2 separate regions of the Homo sapiens genome follow, and region 2 is linked to region 1. A link is a contact called in ENCODE Hi-C data. All regions are on one chromosome and are shown on one strand. Each heading gives the region's core, a stretch centred on a gene start or an enhancer-like site at or near the end of the contact. The rest is flanking DNA. Distances are from core to core; before and after follow the strand shown.

Region 1 (4,649 bases), core at 1,238-3,737:
TTCATAAAATTAACATATGGCATATAGAATTTATTCAATAACAAATTAAAAATTTCTTACCTTGGTAACTTTTTATACAAGAATCGCTTTAGGTCCTGAAAGAGAGCATTAAAAAATAATGTTGTAATAATAGGCCTTCCACTGTTTTCTAGATCCTGTCCTATCCAAATTTTAAGGAACTTCAGTTATCATTCATAACCTTTCTTGCTGTGTTTTATCTTTCTCTGTCTGATTTGGATGTTTACTAGTCACGCAACTTGGAGTAAGTTAACCAACCTTTTTTCGCTAAGCTTATTTCATTATTTGTTGAATAGGGCTAATATAGAACCTACATCATAAAAGTGTTGTTAAAAGTTTATTGAGAAGATGCATGGATTAGCATACCTAGAAATGGGAAACACATTTTAGCCATAAAATTACATCATAATTTTCATACTAGTGTTTTACATCCTGTTGCTATTGTGTTCACTTGAGAAGACGTTATAAACACCTTTCCATGTTCAAAGATAGACTTTCCACCATCATCTTAATGGTCTTGGGTAAGGTGATATGACCTCTGTAAGACTGTTGTCTCACGTGACTATCACATTATAAAAATATGCCTTCCATTGTTTCATTATTTGTTGAACTCACCTACTCAACAAATAATGAAACAGTGTAAGGCATATTATTATAACGTAATTTTTAAAATATTTTGTTTAAGGACCTAAAATAAATTCTATATGACTATGTGAGGCAACATTTTTTTTTTTTTTTGAGACGGAGTTTCGCTCTTGTTGTCCAGGCTGGAGTGCAATGGCGCGATCTCGGCTCACTGCGACCTCTGCCTCCCAGGTTCAAACGATTCTCCTGCCTCAACCTCCCGAGTAGCTGGGATTACAAGCACCTGCCACCATGCCCAGCTAATTTTTTGTATTTTTAGAAAAGACAACGTTTTACCATGTTGGCCAGGCTGGTCTCGAACTCCTGACCTCAGGTGATCCACCCGCCTTGGCCTCCCAAAGTGCTGGGATTACAGACGTGAGCCACCGCGCCCAGCCCAGTGTTACAGAATATAAAATAAATGACAATGTGTGTCAAGTGTTTAACACGAAACACAGTTAAGACTAAAGAAGTAGAAGACTATTTTATTTTTCTAAGCTGGGGCTCACTGCAACTTCCAACTTCTGGGCTCAAGCAATCGTCTCGCCTCACTTCCAGCATAGCTGTGACTACAGAGGTATCAATGCGCCTGGCTGATTTTTAAATTTCTTTTTGTAGAACGGGGTCTTGCTATGTTGCCCAGGCTGATCTTGAACTCCCGGCCTCAAGTGATCCTTCCATCTCGGCCTCCCAAAGTGCTGAGATTACAGACTAAGCAACCGCATTGGCCAGAAGACTATCTTATTTTGTCTCATTACACTCTCTTATCCCAGGAATTTCACTGACAATTTAGGTATCAATTTTGACCTCACATGGATTAATCAGGTATCTCTTGTTTTGAGCATCCAGCACTTACTATTCTCCAAACCCGACTGATCATTTTATCCTCCTACACACACACACACACACGTTACCATGTTTCTAAAGAGGCATGGGTTAGAAATCATCGTAAATTGCTACAATAAACCAAATGAGATATTGTTATCACTTACTGGAAAAAAGTATTGTGGGTACATGTCCTACTGACCAAATTCTGACAGGAAAAGCAGCAAACCATCATTCAGAATTTCAAATGGTAAATATACAGAGCCTCTCTTATGCCCCAGCTGGACTGGGGAGTAGGGAGAACCTAATTTTCTCAGTCTCAAGCACCTTAGTGTCCTACACCCCCATTCGAGGCAGAAACTCAGGATCCTGCAAATTCATTCATATTAGTCTCCCACTTCAGATATCAGAGAAAATAATTAACTGGGATGGGTGGGGCTGGGAGGATCAAAACAAATTTCTGTTTGGGAAGTTCTACCTCTCCCCGCTCAGTATGCCCCTCAAAATTCCCCACTCTCCCCTTCCTCTTATGTAGGGGTGTCACTCACATCCGCCATGATGAACCCCCTTCTCTCGCAGGATCAATCTCCACGCCTGGAAGAGAAACTCCCGGTGACTCTTCCCTCTTTGGCTTCCTCGTCCTCCCCACCCACAACTTAATACGCGAGATCAGCCCTGGTCAGAACCAGGTAAAACCCCCGCGGTTCTAGGGCTTGGCCCAGCGAGCCCAGTGGGAGTCGGAGTGCCCCAGCACCCCCACAGGTACTCAGCTGGCACACCTTACCTCAGCCCACCCCATCCCTGCCCCTCCACCCCAAAGAGCTAGGCCCAAAGAAAAGAAGAGAGGGTCCTCTCCTTCTGTTTAATCTCACCACCCGCGCCACCTGCGGGACTAGGCCTCAAAACCAGGCAAAGTAGCGCCAGTTACCTGGGGTTTCTGGGCTGCCTGGTTCTCTCCGCTGTCACTTCAGGGACAGCTTTAAAGACAGGTTCCTCCTCAAGCCACCGTCACATGATTCATGACCTCGTCTGCGCTCCAGGAAGCACTTTCTAAGCCGCCGTCGCCCTACGATACGGGATTTCCGGAGGGGCCCGGCGGAAGCTGCGAGGGCGCGTCCGGCGGCCGCGCCCCTCCCCTCCCCCCCGCCCCGCACGCGCCCCGCCCCTCCCCCGCCCACCGCGGGCCGCGTCTTGCGCCTGCGCCTTGTGTCACGGGCCGAAGGAAGTCAGCTGTGGGGTAGATTTGTACGAGATCGCTGGACCCTAAGGAACCCAGAAAATGCAAGCAAGGTTATGTGTTACAAGACATTCTTGTGCAGAGAGGGTGTATAAATGTCATTAGTTTTGCAGGGTCTGTTATCTTAAAACCTTTTCTTGTAGATGAAGAAATTTGAGGGGATGGTGTGATGAGCTGAAGAGCAAGCACCAGATTGCCTGTGATTGGAAGTACCAGGTCCACAGGTTTCTGACCTGTTTCCTAGGCTCTTGTGACTTCCCCATGGGTGCTCTTTACTGAAGGCCTTACCTAGATTGAATGGGGAGGAGCCATGGGTTTTCTGGAGCACTTCAAGCGTCTACTTTTAACATGCAGACACTGATTACGGGCACCTTCTATGTTCCCTTTTACATCAGAATTTTTAAAAATTAGTAAGGTCTCATGTAATAAATAATAATTGAAAAAAATAAAAGGCTTTCCGGGTGCGGTGGCTGACGCCTGTAGTCGCAGCACTTTGGGAGTCCGAGGCGGGACGATCCTTTGAGCCCAGGAGTTCCACAGCAGCCTGGCAAGATAGGACCCCATCTCTACAAATAATAATAATAATTAAGAATTATCCGAACGTGGCGTGCACCAGGTACTCGGGAGGCTGAGGCAGGAGGATCCCTTGAGCCCAGGGTTTGAGGCTGCATCGAGTGGTGATCGCCCCACTGAACTCCAGCTTGTGTGACAGAGCGAGACCCTCAAAAGAAAAGCTTCTTTAGAAATCGCATCCTCTTTCAGCTACCACACTGTTTTTCCTCTACTCCCTTTCATAGCCAAATTTTCAGAAAACTTTAGCCTGGTTTTCAATTGCTGCTTCCATATGTCACAAATCTAATCAGAGTTCTGTTGATTCTACCTCCTATCTTTGAAAACTATTCACCTATCTATATTCCTACCCTACTCCAAGCCATGATCATCTCTCTTTTGACAACAACCTCCTATTCTTCTTACATTCTCTTTTGCCCTCCAGTCTCCACACAGCAACAAAAATGATGTTCTAAAGACCCAAATCACATCATTTAACTCCTTCCTTGAAAATCAAGTTTATTGACTTAGGATAAAGTTCAATATCAGCATCATGGTTTATATATCATTCTTATGGGGATCTGGCCCCTATCTTAATTCTCTCACCTACCCTGGATTCCTTATGCTATGATCATACAAGTTTGTTTTCACTTCCATAAAGATTTTTATCACTTTACCAACTTAGCACGTTCTGCCTGAGATATTTCTCTAGCATACCTTAATCCTACTAATCTCATCTTTTGCATTTTGGCTTAAACTCACTCTCAGAGAAGCCTTCCCTGACCCTCACTGAATAGTTTAGGTCTTCTAGATAAATGCTTTCATTGTACCCTGTAATTTTCTTTGTAGAATTTATCATAATTATAATTATTTACTTGATATTTATTTTCTTTGCTAGATGTAAACTCTTTAAGGTTTTTGTCTTTCTTATTCAGTGATTAATTCCCAGCACCCAGCTCACTGCCTGGGATATAGCAAGCATTGACATACTTGTTGAATAGTTGAATGAATGAAAGAGTGGCCATATTGAGTATAAAACATGATAAAAACAAACATTTTACAGTGAGAACAGACCTTTTTATTAATATATTGAGATAAACTACAGAGACTGAAAGACAAAAATTCATATTTCATTCAGAACATTCATTAAAAATCAAATGCATTTGAGTTCTCACAGAAAATTTTATGTAAGTCTGATATAACATTAAATATTTTACAAATCAGACATTTCATTTTGAAATCTAATTTTTAATCCTGAATGCATTATAGACAAAGTAAGCTCTCCTTTACCAATTTCATTTAACTTATACAAGGCTTCCATTATAATTCCATCAAACCTTAAAAATTACCTGCAGCTTTTAAAAACACATAAAGTAAATGGAAAGAAAGTCTTATG
Region 2 (4,787 bases), core at 1,243-3,742, 3.2 Mb after region 1:
CACTGACACCGGGGCTCATGTGCATGAGATATTTCACCAGTGCTTGGATTATAGATCACAAAGTGAGAGAAAGAGCTAGTAGTGAGGCTGGGGGTGGAGAAGAGCCAAATGACCATCAAATGAGGCTGTCTTCAAGGACACAGGCTCCAAGTCTTGCTGGGCTCTGTCATTAATGTGTGCCTCTGACCTCATACGAACTCACAAAGTGGCTGCTTTGTCCAAGGCATCATATCCACATTTCAGGCAAAAAGAAAGGGAGGAGCAAAAGCCAAAAGGCTTTCAGAGAGGTCTCACCTTTCTATTTAAGAAGGAAACCTTCTCAGAAATTCCCACCTGCAGTTCATTCACCAGATCTATGCTACTTGGCCACTCCTAGCTGCAAAGAGGTTGGAAGTTGAGACTTTTGTTTCCAGCTTTGATAAAGTGAAGAATAGGAGAAAGTGAGTTGGATGGTGTTGATGAACCAACTTACAGTACATGCAAACTAGCCTACACAATCACTCTGTTCCATTATCTGCCTGATTTTGTACAGGTTGATAGCCTTGCCTAAAGGGCTTATATTACCTAGTCCTTTCTCTTTGAACTTATTTCAGTTCTCTCTTTAGCCAAACTTTTTTTTTTTTATACCCAATATGCTCTTCCATTTCAAACCTCCACACTTGGTCCAAGGTCCACATGGTGAAGGGCAAGTTACTCCTATAGGCAACAGCCACTGAAGGATTTATGGAAAGGGTGTGAAATGATCAGATTCGTATTTTGGAAGGACTGCTGTGGAGAACATACCTGGGCAGGAGCATGGGGTGCCATTAGGAGGCTGCTAGGGTTATCTAGTGGGGGCGCTGGTGAAATAGCAGGGCTGGAGAAAATAGCAGGGATGGAGAGATAGGTGGATTGGAGAAGTGTTTCAGAGATGAGATAGGTAGGACCTGATCACCAACGTGGCTAATTTCAAAGAAATGTTATTTGCCCAGTGTTTTGCAGCTATGAATTCAAACCTAGGCCTTCTTGTTGCAGGTCCAAGGGAAGATCTCATGGCATTGTCTCATGGTACTCAAAGCCCTGCGGGCCTCTCTAAATCCCCACTGTGGCACCAGGAGCCTGTGCCTCGCAGACCGCTGACCCCAGGAAGTAATGGACAATGAGGCGCAGCTGCTGCTGCCTCTCTGGGTTTGTGCTGAGGCCACCTTCTCGGGGCCGTTACAAGCCAGTGCCTGAGCATGCATGCTTACTAAGGCAGACTCATTTCTGGGAGACATAGACCTCCTCCCCAACGGATGACTGGCTAGAGAAGCTCCTTATTACCTTGCTGAAGTTCTCTTAGACTGCACAGCTGTCTGGGATGCTTCCACTCAACCTGGTTTCCTTCTTTTCCTCCCTCGCGGGTGGACTTGCATCGAGGTCTGATGGCTCTCACAGCCTTACCTAGTTCTCTCCTCATTCTCTCTCACAACAGCATTTCCCCTAATAAAATCCATGCATATTTAATTCTATCTTGGAGTCTGCTTCTTGGAGGAGCAGACTAACACAATTATGTAAGAACTGGCTCCAGGGATCAGCTTATAATCACTGACTTCCTCTGAGTTTGTCCACATTTTTTAGGCGATGGGGAAGCTTGGCTTTAACAGTGCCTGACCTACTTTGATGCAATGAATTTTTGCTTTTTTACTTCTTACACAAAAGATAAACATGGAATGTTTATCATTTCAACATGGAATGACAGTTTCTAAAGTATAACTTTAGAAAGATATACTTTATCCTCCTTGAATCCTAAGCATGGTGCACAAAAGCTATTTTACAACACTGTCATTAGTGATATTGGGTGTATGGCCCTGTAAAGCCTCCAGTCAAAGGTTTTGCTAGGAATCTTTGCCAACCGAAGAAGCACTTCCAGAACAAATGCCGAAGCACAGAGCAGCCTTTCTATGCACTCTGAAAACCTCCTCTTAGCTGGCCTTCCTGTCTTTCTGGGACCAGATTTTGGGGTCAAAGCCTTAACATTTGATAAACTGTAATCTCAAACTAAAACAGATTTCTTTGAGAAAATGAGAGCAAACACGGCCTGAAATGGTAAAACAAGGCACCTCTCAATATATCCAATGTGAAAACCATACATGTTGGCTTCCTTAGTCCAAAAGTTAGAATCAAAATGTTGATTTTTGATTAGCAGAGACACAAACAGCATATTCAGGAAGCCATTGTTTTCAAGAGCCAGGAAGAAAACTCTTCACTTAGGATACCGTAAGAATCCTTTTTTCTTGGGCTACTTTATAAAACATACATACCACAGAGTTTCAGGCTCTTTAAAAACCCATCTTTACACTGATCTAACTGCTCAGATTAATTTTGAAACAGGCAACGTGCAGAAAAAAACAACATCTAAAAATTAAACCTCCCCTCTTTCCGTTCTAAAGTTTCATTTCAAAAGTATTAGGAAATCTTACTTTAAGCAGCGAGCTGATGGCGTTCTCCAGAACTCGGTTTGAGCAACAAACTTGAGACAACCTTTGTCTGGAAGCAAGTCAAGCGCTTAATAATGCATGCTGGGATTTGTAGTTTCCCTGCTTTCAGAGTTTAGTGGCTCCATCCATACACTTTATAAATGTATGTGCTGCCATCTAGTGGAATTCAGGTAGAACTATGAATTCCAAGTGGAAGGTGAAAAGTGGAAAAGCACCTTAGAGCTTACTTAGGATGCGGAAATCATTTCCTTCACTTCAGTCTCTCCACTTCTCTGTTTTGTTTATGCCTACTATATGCGGTGCCAGGGTAGACGAGATTGGCTGAGCTGGAAACTGCGTGTGGAAGATAGCAGAGCAACAAAATAGAGGGAACCCAGGTCACTGAAAATTCTGGAGCCTTCCTGTCACTTGGCCTGGATTGTTTTAAGGGAGAGAAATAAAAAAAAAAATCCTTTTTGTTTGAGATACAGTTGTGATTTTTATTTTTTCATGCTCAGAATATTCTAACACTAATGCACATTTAGTGGCAGAATGCCAGGAGCCTTTTACTACACTGGGAATGGGGTTGGGGAGAACGTGAAACTTGGATGACAGGGTGGAGGCTTAAAAGGGAACATGTTAACAGCGAAAAACCCCAGTTTGGCTGAAGAGAACAGAGATATAAGGTCAAAAAGAAAGGACTAGATCTCATGAGCCCTCTAGGTTAGGATAGCAACATGTGCTTTATCTGTAGTGCCAGTGAGCAGAGTGATTGTGTAGGCTACTTGTACATGTACTGTATAAATTGGTTTCCTCAGCACCCATCCAACTCACTTTCCCCTTTTTTCACTTGTCAAAGCTGGAAAACAAAAGTCTCTACTTCATAGCCTTGTTTGCTGCTAGGGGTGGCCAAGCAGCATAGATGTTGCCAATGAAATGCAGGTGGGAATTTCTGAGGAGGGCCTCCTTCTTAAATAGAAAAGTAAGCCCTTCTGAAAGGCTTTTAGCTTTTGCTCCTCCCTTTCTTTTTGCCTGGAATGAAGATAGGATGCCGTGGGACAGAGCAGCCATTTAGTGAGTTCATCTGAGGCCAGAGGCACACATTAACGACAGGGACCAGCAAGAGAAGGAGCCTGCGGCCCTGATGACAGCCTCAAGGCAACAACTCCTCTGGACTTCTTATGTGAGGACAATAAACTTTAGTGTTTTTCACGTTTTTTGTTACATGGAGCTAAGTGATTTCTAACAGTCACAGGGGATAAGAACAAAGACTGTGGCGTCAGTAAGACTAGAGCAAGTCCCATATCTCTCTCTCACTAGCTAAGTGAGTAAATCACTTAAATCTCTGAACCTCTTATGTTTCTCATCTGTAAAATGAAGGTAAAATAGCACCTACCTCAGGGATGTGGTGAGGAGGAACGACTAAGCCTGTGAATCCATCAGCACAATGTTTGCCACACAGGTGCTTAATACATGTTAGTGATTCTTATGATGAAGACATTGTTGGAGAAATTTAATTATAATGGATGGTAAAAGTTGCGCTTTTTAATGTTCTTTTAAAAACTGGACTTAGTTTCTGCATGTGTCTATATGAGGTCTATGGTAAAATTGTCCCTCCTTGTTCATTGTTTCAGCAACTTCTAATGCTGGCTCTAACAATCTGTAATCACATCTAGCTTTGTTCCTGCTTTACTAATAATGCCCTTTGACTTTTGAGGCTTTTGGAACAGACTTTATGAGAGTTCTCTAATCAAAGCCAACTCCAATGCTTCTTGATGTAGCTTTCTTCAGCATCCCTCTGTAATCTTCAGCAACAATGCTTACTTGATAACAGCCTAAGTCACATGGTATTGCAAATACTTGCTTACCCATTAGTATTCTCAGCAGACTAAATTTCTTCAAGGGTGGGGACTATGTTTTACACCTTTACATTGTGATTAGCTCGTATTAAAAGAGTATTAGTTACTTGTTTTCTTATCTACAATATGAGTTCCACATTGGTAGTGCCTTTCAGTGCCTAAAACAGTAATTGGCAGATAGTAGATGCTCATTAAATATTTGCTGAGTGAATGGCAGTTTCTTAATAAGTTTCCTGAATATAATTCTGCCAGGCTCTCAAGACAATGTTTGTGATAATTAATTTTAGGTGTCAACTTGACTGGATTTACGGATCCCCAGAGAGCTGGTAAGCATTATTTCTGGGACATCTCTGAGTGTTTCTGGAAGAGATCGGCATTGGAATCAGTGAACTGGGTAAGGATCTACTTCACCCAATGTGGGCAGGCACTATCCAATTGGCTGAGGGCCCAGATAAAACAAAAAGGCAGAGAAAAGGTGAATTCTCTCTCT

The links. Hi-C counts contacts between places; a loop is a spot of excess contacts on that map. Pooled maps may share reads with other maps.
Region 2: a pooled map shows a loop between it and region 1 (8-fold over the local background). The contact joins the promoter of BDH2 here to the promoter of LAMTOR3 in region 1. A Hi-C loop is called at or near these places in 7 of 50 pooled maps.

What each region holds. Positions count from the first base shown.
Region 1 is chr4:99,891,940-99,896,588 of GRCh38, forward strand. LAMTOR3 (late endosomal/lysosomal adaptor, MAPK and MTOR activator 3) reads right to left here and starts at 2,488. Exons shown (of 7, transcript NM_021970.4): 1 at 2,396-2,488; 2 at 2,016-2,061; 3 at 61-95. The coding sequence starts at 2,024. It overlaps DNAJB14 (DnaJ heat shock protein family (Hsp40) member B14), which reads right to left. Exons shown (of 8, transcript NM_001031723.4): 8 at 4,309-4,649. RefSeq lists a silencer at 2,587-2,676.
Region 2 is chr4:103,097,342-103,102,128 of GRCh38, forward strand. It overlaps BDH2 (3-hydroxybutyrate dehydrogenase 2), which reads right to left and starts at 2,493. Exons shown (of 10, transcript NM_020139.4): 1 at 2,442-2,493.